Linked DNA regions of Homo sapiens: regions 2 and 3 are each linked to region 1. The links are chromatin contacts, found by Hi-C or POLR2A ChIA-PET in ENCODE. All regions are on one chromosome and are shown on one strand. The core of a region is the stretch at or near the end of the contact, and the rest is flanking DNA. Distances in the headings are between cores, read along the strand shown.

The links. A loop is a pair of places that touch in the nucleus more often than their neighbours do. ChIA-PET counts read pairs that join two places held with the same protein, here RNA polymerase II (POLR2A). Pooled maps may share reads with other maps.
Region 2: a map of CD4-positive, alpha-beta memory T cell shows a loop between it and region 1 (11-fold over the local background). The contact joins the enhancer-like site here to the promoter of ASAP2 in region 1. A Hi-C loop is called at or near these places in 2 of 168 maps with a recorded cell type or tissue (CD4-positive, alpha-beta memory T cell and naive thymus-derived CD4-positive, alpha-beta T cell), 1 of 37 single-sample maps with no recorded cell type and 8 of 50 pooled maps. POLR2A ChIA-PET finds 5 or more read pairs at or near these places in 2 of 52 experiments (MCF 10A and activated T-cell).
Region 3: a loop to region 1 is called in a map with no recorded cell type, with 4 times the contacts of the local background. The contact joins the promoter of TAF1B here to the promoter of ASAP2 in region 1. A Hi-C loop is called at or near these places in 1 of 37 single-sample maps with no recorded cell type and 2 of 50 pooled maps. POLR2A ChIA-PET finds 5 or more read pairs at or near these places in 2 of 52 experiments (H1 and activated CD4-positive, alpha-beta T cell).

The regions. Positions count from the first base shown.
Region 1 is chr2:9,205,426-9,208,125 of GRCh38, forward strand. It overlaps ASAP2 (ArfGAP with SH3 domain, ankyrin repeat and PH domain 2), which reads left to right and starts at 1,387. Exons shown (of 28, transcript NM_003887.3): 1 at 1,387-1,805. The coding sequence starts at 1,680. RefSeq lists enhancers at 536-1,468, 1,469-2,399 and silencers at 917-1,176, 923-1,106.
Region 2 is chr2:9,798,016-9,800,715 of GRCh38, forward strand. No RefSeq gene overlaps it. Among named protein-coding and RNA genes, the nearest start is that of TAF1B, 44 kb to the right of the region's middle. RefSeq lists enhancers at 1,801-2,636, 2,637-2,700. Within about 2 kb of position 1,381, at least 13 of the 41 ENCODE cell types and tissues checked have a DNase peak (open chromatin) inside an H3K27ac peak, as active enhancers do.
Region 3 is chr2:9,842,137-9,844,836 of GRCh38, forward strand. TAF1B (TATA-box binding protein associated factor, RNA polymerase I subunit B) reads left to right here and starts at 1,338. Exons shown (of 15, transcript NM_005680.3): 1 at 1,338-1,423. The coding sequence starts at 1,406. RefSeq lists a silencer at 1,619-1,698.

The DNA.
Region 1 (2,700 bases), core at 137-2,636:
TACAATTTTTAAATTGTAACTTGTTGTCTAGTGCAATGATAAAAGCTATCCACGAATACAGCGATTTTAGAAAGTTAAATTTTACATGCAGTGCTACTAAAATACCAAAGGCCATACATAATGTCTGACCCAAGCTGCCACCTCATATAGCAACTTCTTACATGGGGGCTTTAAAAAGATTGTTTGACTGGTCTACTGTCCTGCAGTGTCAGGAGACGGCTTTGTCTGACATATTGAATTTCCAGTGTCTCTCACACTTCCTCCTTTTCAGATGCACAAAAGGTTTTTGTAAAGTTTCTCTTGGTTTTACCGCTGGCAGCTACAGAAACCATGCCACAAGTCTGGTGTAGAGTTATAGGGTGTGATTTTATTTGACTGGTATCTTCAGAGCTTCTGGATTTTTCAGTATAACCGAGAATTTCCTTAAGAGCTGTAAATAAAAATCGGTACCAGTTCGAACCCTTTACTGGCCCGGTTTTGTGTGAGGTTGGCTGGCTGCTGTAGCACGTTCTCCCCCTCCTCCTCCTCCTGCACCCCCTCGGTTCCCTCCTCTGCCTGCGGGAATACCACTTCAGGGCGTTCAGCAGCCTTCCCAGGGTGGGTCCTGGCCTAGTACCCTAAAACTATAACCGAGAATACCTATCATTGGGCAGCCTAGGAAACGCGACTGGGACTTTTAGTAGGGGCCCCTCACCGCTCTGAAGCACTCACACTTGAGTCAGGGAACATGGGTTTGAATCCCCACCCGGCCGTTTATCTTGTGCTCTTGGGCACACTGTGTCCCCTATATAAAATAAGCACCCATCTCTTCATCTGTCTCCTAGGCCTGCGACGATGCAATGACTGCACGCAAAGCGCACATTCACGGTCAGGTCACTTCTGGCGTCCGGCTGTGGTCCCCGCAGGGTGCCCGCCGGCGGAGCGCATCCTCCGGCAGGGGGCGAGCTCCGCACCCCGCTTTCCTCATGGGCCGGCGCGGCCCGCCGTTCAAGTGGGGAGCCCAGAGGTGCTCCGCGCCGTGGGCGGGGGGCGGTTGGCGCGCACAAGGCCGGACTCCGGCGGGGCGCACCTCCACACGCACCCTCGCGGGCAGCGGGTCGGAGTCGGGGCCTCGGGCCGGCTGGGGGCGGGGCATGGGCGCGGCGCGCGGGGCCCGGAACGCCGAGACAATGCGGCGCGCGGCGGCCAGGAACGGCTCGGCGGGCCGGGGCGCGCGCCGCCTTCCTTCCTGCGGGATCCGCTTCCCGGCGGCGCGGCAGCGGCGAGCGCGCCGATTGGCGGCCCGGTCCTCCCGCCGCCCCGCCCCACGCCCGGCCGGCCGCCGCCCCCGGCCCGGACCCGCCCCTCTCCGCGGGAGGCGTCGGGGCCCGCGGCTGGGTGGCGGGTAGTTCCCGCCGGCTGTGCGCGCCCGCCTCGGGGCTCGCTCTGAGAGGACGCGGCGGCAGCGGACTCGGAGCCCTCGGCGCGCAGGCGGGCGGACCGGCCGAGCTGCGCGGGGCTGCGCGCCGCCCCTGCTCCGCCGCCAGGCCCCGCGCGGCTCCCGCGCCCGGCGCTCCCCTTTGTCCGCGGGCCGGAGCGGCGGCGGCAGCGGCGGTGTCCGAGCGGCGGTCGGAGCCTGCTGCGGCAGTTGAGGCGGCGGCGCCCCTGCGGCTGTGCGCCAGCGCCCTCGCGCCGAGGCGATGCCGGACCAGATCTCCGTGTCGGAATTCGTGGCCGAGACCCATGAGGACTACAAGGCGCCCACGGCCTCCAGCTTCACCACCCGCACGGCGCAGTGCCGGAACACTGTGGCGGCCATCGAGGAGGTGAGGCGGCCTGCGCGGCGGCTCCGGCCGCAGGTATCCCGCGCCCCAGCCCCGCCCGCCGCTCCCGCATCCGCATCCCGAGAAAACTTTCTTTGCTCCGAAGCCGGACGCGGCCGGGCCAACCCTGCCCGAGACAGAAGCCCTTTGTTCCCGCCTAGGTGGCTCGGAGGAGATGGGTGATGGCCACCTTGGGCCTCTTTAAGACCTCCCCTCTCTCGGCCTCGTGGCCCTCGCGGGGTTCCGCGGCCTGGTCTTTTCCCCGCAGCGCGGCCAACTTTGTCCAGAGTCGGGGTCCGCGGCGAGCGGGGGATCCCGCTGCCCGCCGCCGCCCGCCGCCGCCCGGGGTCTTTGGTACCCGGTGCGGACCTTATCAACTTGTTCTTGAAGTGGACCGGCGGGGGCAGCTCCGCGCTCCGAGCTCCCCGCCGCAGCCCCCGAGCGCCGCAGGGCCCCCACCCTCGGGTCCGCGGGTCCGGGGCATCCCGGGCTGCCCGGGAAGGCGTGCCCGCCTCAGCCAGGGCGGCCTGGCTGCGCTCCACCCGTGCCCGGAGAAGGAACTGCGGGCAAGGTGTGTGAGAGTCGGCGCTTCTGGGTCCAAGAAGCCTCCAGGAGCCGCTCCCCGGTTACCTGGGTCTCACCTGCTTGAACCCGGAATGCCGCCCTTCCCCCTCAACCTGGAAAAGGCCTGGTTTTAGTAAAGTGCTCTCAAGGTGCAAAGTCATCACGCCTAGCTGCTAAGCAGTACGCTCTCCAGGTCCTGGGGAGAGGAACACGTAGGAACGAAGAAGCTTGGTTGAAAATTAAAGCCGTGGGGAAAGGGGCAGAGTCTGTGAGTCCAGGGGCCACCGTTGGCTGTGGTTTGAGGCACATCCTCACCTGCAGTCCTCCTTTTCCT
Region 2 (2,700 bases), core at 131-2,630, 590 kb after region 1:
CACATACTGCCTGGGGCTCTCATTAAACTGCAGATTCCAGTTCTGTAGGTCTGGGAGGGGCCTATGATTGTGCAGTTCTAACCAGCTCCCAGGTGAGGCCAATGCTGCTGGCTCAGGGACCACACTTTTCACAGTGAAGCTTTAGAGCTCATTATCTTCCAGGAAGACAAATGCAATACAGGTGTTGCCTGTAGCCAATGCTTCAGCAAATGCTATGGATGCTGCGACTCTGAAACTGGCTGCACCTGCCCAGCAGTCCTGTGAGAGAGTCTGTTAATAAGTAGCAAAGTAGACTCCTCACTGAGGAGGGCAGTTCAGGGACTCGGAAGTCAGGGATGCCCAGAAGGTACACAAGGGGGCTGGGAATCCAGGCTGCAACCTCTAGGCCCAGAGGCCTGGGTGCCAGGCTCAACACAGTTGCTGCTCGCCCAGTGACCTCACGTGAGACACCTCCTCTCTCTGGGCCTCTGCACCTACTCTGGGTGGTACTATCTGCCATGAGAGTGAGATGGGAAACTCTTCCAAAGAAAGGAGGGCTGGATGCTGGTGAGTTGGCATTATTGGCAAGAGCAGATATGATCAGCCCTGACCATGGGCCAAACACCATTCTGCCCACTTTCTCTGTATCAGTGTGTTTAACCCTCAGGGCGACCCTCAGAGGTGGGCACTGTTCTTATTACCTTTTCACACAAGAGAAAACTGAAGCCCAGAGGACGCAATTGCTGTTAAGACCCCAGGCAGTCTGGCTCCCAGCCTTCTACTGAACCCTCTTGTCACTCTGCCTCTCCAGCCTGAAGCTCTGGAACCGTAATAGGTTCATGGCCTGACCCGTGCAGGAAGTCAATATGCAAGATGCCGCATTGCAGCAGAGAGAGAGGTCTAATCAATGCAGGGCCACCAAGTGAGGAGATGGGAGGAAACCCCCAATCCATCATCTCCCCAGGGAGTTCGGGGCTCGAATTTTTAAGGGTTTTGAAGTGGGTCAAAGTGTGGAGGTCCTTGATTGGTCGAAGAGTGCAGTCACGGGACAAGGAGATGAAGAAACCTCACTGTCACGCGGATTCCGTTCCTCTGTGGGGGTCTTCGAGCTGGTTGGCATCAGCTGTTCTGATGGAATTCAGGATCTGCTTAAGCAATTCTTAAACAAAATTCCTATGATTCTAAGGTCAGAGATCCTATCAATAGGAACCATGGGGATGTGAACTGTCCGTACCTAGGGCTACGTGACTTTTGGTTACAAGGAAGTGGGTCAAAGTACAGCCTGATGAATGCTTAATTATAGCTATATGACTGTCCGCAGTTCTTGTTAACCCTGTGAGGCTGGCTTCAGCTGGGTCTGCACTAGGTTAAGAAAGGGAGAAGAAGGGTGGGGACCTCAGCCCTTCCTTCCTGCCCAGACCACAGCCTGCAAACCTCCTCGGGTCCCCTCTGGCTCCAGGGCTCTCGCTGCAGACAGATCAGAAAGGACTCTGGGTCTGTCCCACCCCAGCCAGGCAGCCCAGAGCCCTCAGAGCAGGTGCTGCCCAAATGTTCCTGGGCATGGTGGGACCTTCTGCTAGGCAGGCTCTTCCTCATAGATTTGGGGGCTGCTTGTTTTAGGTTTAAAACAACCTGAGCTTCCCCCAGCCAAGTCCCTATCTCATTGTGTTGCCGTGGTCTGTTTGCCTGTCTGTCTTGTCCCCTAAACTTTGCACTCTCAGAAACGGGGCTGTGTTCCCTCCTCCCTAGGTCTCCAGCTCAGTGTCTTGCACACAGTGGGTGGTGAACTGACTTGCTCCTAGTTTCCCCTCTAGAGGTGCTGGGATGCAGTGACAACGCGCTTCCAGATCTTGCCACCAGAGGGCAGGAGCGCACAGCAGCCGAGTGTGAGCAGCGCGGCAGAGAGCAGGTCGGGCTGGGTGGGTCCCTGGACATCCAGCCGGCAGGGCAGGGAAGGGCCAGGCGCAGAGGGTAAATGAGGACAGGGCCTTGGGGGAGTCTCTTCATTTCCCATGCCGATTCCAGAGACTTCTTTTCTCTTCCTTCCCTTCCATTCCCCTGCCATCTCTTTTCCACTCCCTCCCCTTCCATGTTGACCAGGGTCCAATTTTGACTTTGTGTGACTTTGGGCCAGAAACCTCTTCTCTCTAAGTTGTAGTTTCCTCGTCTGTAAAATGGGGAAGTAGTGCTACCCAATTCTGGGCAGTTCCCTATCTTCCCTTCCTCAGGCTTTGGGACCCTCTGTAGGGCCACGCTTCTCGGCTCTTAGTGGGGAGCTCCAGACTGTGACCCAGGCAAAGCCAGGGGCCCTTTGAAGTGAGCTGCCTCCTCTGCCCCCTGCCTGGGAGAGGACACCTGCAGGCCTGGCCCTGTGGGGCCAGGTGGGCTGGCAGAGTGGATGGGCTGGGAGCTGTGGCAGCTGTGCCGGGTACACACAGGACATCAGCTGGGCCTGTTCCACTCAAGCATAGATGAGCAGGCAGGCATGAATGAATGAATGAATGAATGAATGAATGAATGAATGAAGAGTGAATGAATGAGTGAATGAATGGGAGAAATTCAGGCATGGCTTCAGAATACTTGTAGCAAAGGGATTTTCATACCCACTGCCAGTGGAACCTGGAAGCCTCCTAAGCCTCTCGGAGCCCAGCTTGAGTGGAGTCCACTGGGGGCTTGTCCTCTTTTTGAAGCCTCTTGTCCCTTTTGGACTCCTCACTGGCA
Region 3 (2,700 bases), core at 88-2,587, 640 kb after region 1:
AGGCGTCGTGGCGCGTGCCTATAATCCCAGCTACTTGGGAGGCTGAGGCAGGAGAATTGCTTGAACCTGGGAGGTGGAGGCTGCACTGAGCTGAGATTGAACCATTGTACTCCAGCCTATAGAGATGAGGACTCAATATGTTGGGCAGGCTGGTCTCCAACTCCCGCCCTCCAGCAATCTGCCCGCCTTCGCCTCCCACAGTGATGGGATTACAGGCACCAGCCACCACAGCAAGCCTTTGTGGAGCCTATCGAAGCTTGCTTTCTCTTTTATTAATTTCTCTTTTTTAAACATTTCCTTCATCCCATTATTTTTCAGTTTAATCTTTTTTCTAACTTCTTGGGATGTACGATTATATCAAAAATCCTCTTCTCAATGAGATCTCTCTTGAACATCACATTTCAGACTGAAATCACCTTGTTGTTCCCATTCTCCTCTCCTCTTTATTTTTCTCCTTGGAACTCACCACCACTTAACATACCACATATTTTCCTTATTTATTTTTGTCTCTCCCCATCAGAATACAATCTCCATGAAGGCAAGGACTTTTGTTTACTTTGTTCACTGCTGAATCCCCAGGACACAAACCAGTTCCTGTTTAATAAATAAAACAAGGAATGAATGTGTTAGATGAAGAAACAATAAGAGCTAAATTTATTGAGCACTTACTGAGACTCAATTATATTCACTCATGCATTTATTTATTCAGTTATTTACTTATGCAGAGAAGGGGTCTCGCTTTGTTGCCCCGGCTGGTCTCCAACTCCTGGCCTCAAGCAATCCTCCCGACTCAGCCTCCCCAGGATTACAGGCGTGAACCAGCACGCCCGGTGGAGACTCAATTATAAGGGGCTCACAGATAACATCTAATTCTTACAGAGGAGTAAACTGAGGCACAAGTAAGCAGGAGAGCCGTGATTAGAAACCTAGGTCTAACTCACAGCCCGTGAGCTTTCCTCCAAGCCCCGAGGCTTCCCCTTAAAAAAGCCAGCAAGGGGCGAGACTCGGAGGGCAGAACCCACGGAGGGCGGAACCCACAGAGGACAGAGCCCGCGCTCGCGAGCACGGCCTTGTCCGACCCCCCGTGCCGCCGGAGGAGCAAGTCTGTCTTGGAATGAATGATCGTCGGAACGGAGCTTGATCAAACCACTCAGCAGTAGGCGTCGCCCACTTTCTTATTGGTTGGTTTTGGTTCTCAAGAGTAGGAAAGTTAGGTAGTCCGCGAGGGGTCTGCGAGCTTTGCGGAGCCTCGCCCCCGAGCGCGCGGTTTCCCTGCCGCGCAGGCGCACGGAATCCTAGGCGCGGATCTCGCGTTTCCGGCCGGAAGCTTCTCCAGCCTTTCCCGGAAGCTGCGCTCGCTACCCGGGTAACGGGTCCCGGCTGTGGAAGCTCCCGCGGCGCCGCGATGGACCTCGAGGAGGCGGTAAGGAGGCGGTGCACCTGGCGGGCCACGATCGCCGGGGCCGGAGGAGAGAGAAGCTGAGGAGGAGCGGCGGAGGACGCCGCGGGTTGGGGCGGCGACGCCACCGGCTGGAGGAAGGCGGGGCGGAGGGCTGCAGGGCGGGCTAAGGACTGGGGCTGGCCGGCCGCATGCGCGCGCGGCTTTGGTAAAGAGGCTGGAGTTTCTGGCTCGGCGAGGTTGTGGGGGAGGGAGGGTGTGGTGTTTGTCGTTATGGGTGTGTTTAAGGATGAAGCTGTGGGTTTTGTGGGGTGGCCACCCACAGGGCTCATCCTCGAGACTGGACCACCCACAAGTTCCCTTTAATGCTGGGGTGGGTGAGGGAGGGGCAGGGGTTGGAACCTGAGATGCCGCCGGGTAACCCCTGTCGGTCTCTCCGGGAATCCTTGCCACTGTCTCCAGCAGGGATTCTAAATTCGGGTTTGGGAACTCCCCAAATTGTCCAGCTATCATTCATCGTAGTGTTAGTACGGGGTCACTGAACACTTTACCAAGTTGCCAAAATTGATTTGGCATGCATTTTGTTTTGTTTTAGGTACTACGTAAAATGGCACATTTTTGTTTTTTATTTTTGAGACAAGATCTCACTTCTTCCCCCAGGCTGGAGTACAGTGGCACGATCACGGCTCACTGCAGCCTCGAATCCTGGGCTCGAGAGATCCTTCCGCCTCAGCCTTCCAATGAGCTAGGGCTACAGACATGCACCACCAAGCCCGGCTAATTTTTTTTTTTTTAATTTTTTGTAGGGGCAGGGGTCTCGCTATGTTGTCCAGACTGGTATTGAACTCCTGGGCTCAGGCGATCTTCCTGCCTCAGCCTCGCAAAGTGCTGGGATTATAGGGGTGATCCCCCGCCCTCGGCCAAATGGCACACGCTTTGATGGTATTAAATGATACTCGATAATTAGATCAATGCTAACAACAAGTCAAACTCCAAAGAGTTGGGGATCAGAGAATTAGGCCTGTATATACAGGAGCAGTACGGTCTTATAGTAGAGGCTTAAAAAATGTTTACTGATGATGGTTGGCTAACTTCTGTAAATGCTAGGCTGATGAAATGAATAATTGTAACTCACCATTAGCTAGCGTATACCCAGACTAGGGATCATGTCTGGTCTGTTTTGCTCACCATTGAATCCCCAGCACCTAGTAAAAAGCCTGGTACACACATAGTTGATACCCCTTATGCTGCCGAGTGAATAAATCGAAACTTGAAACCATTACAAATCTAGTTCCTCTGTG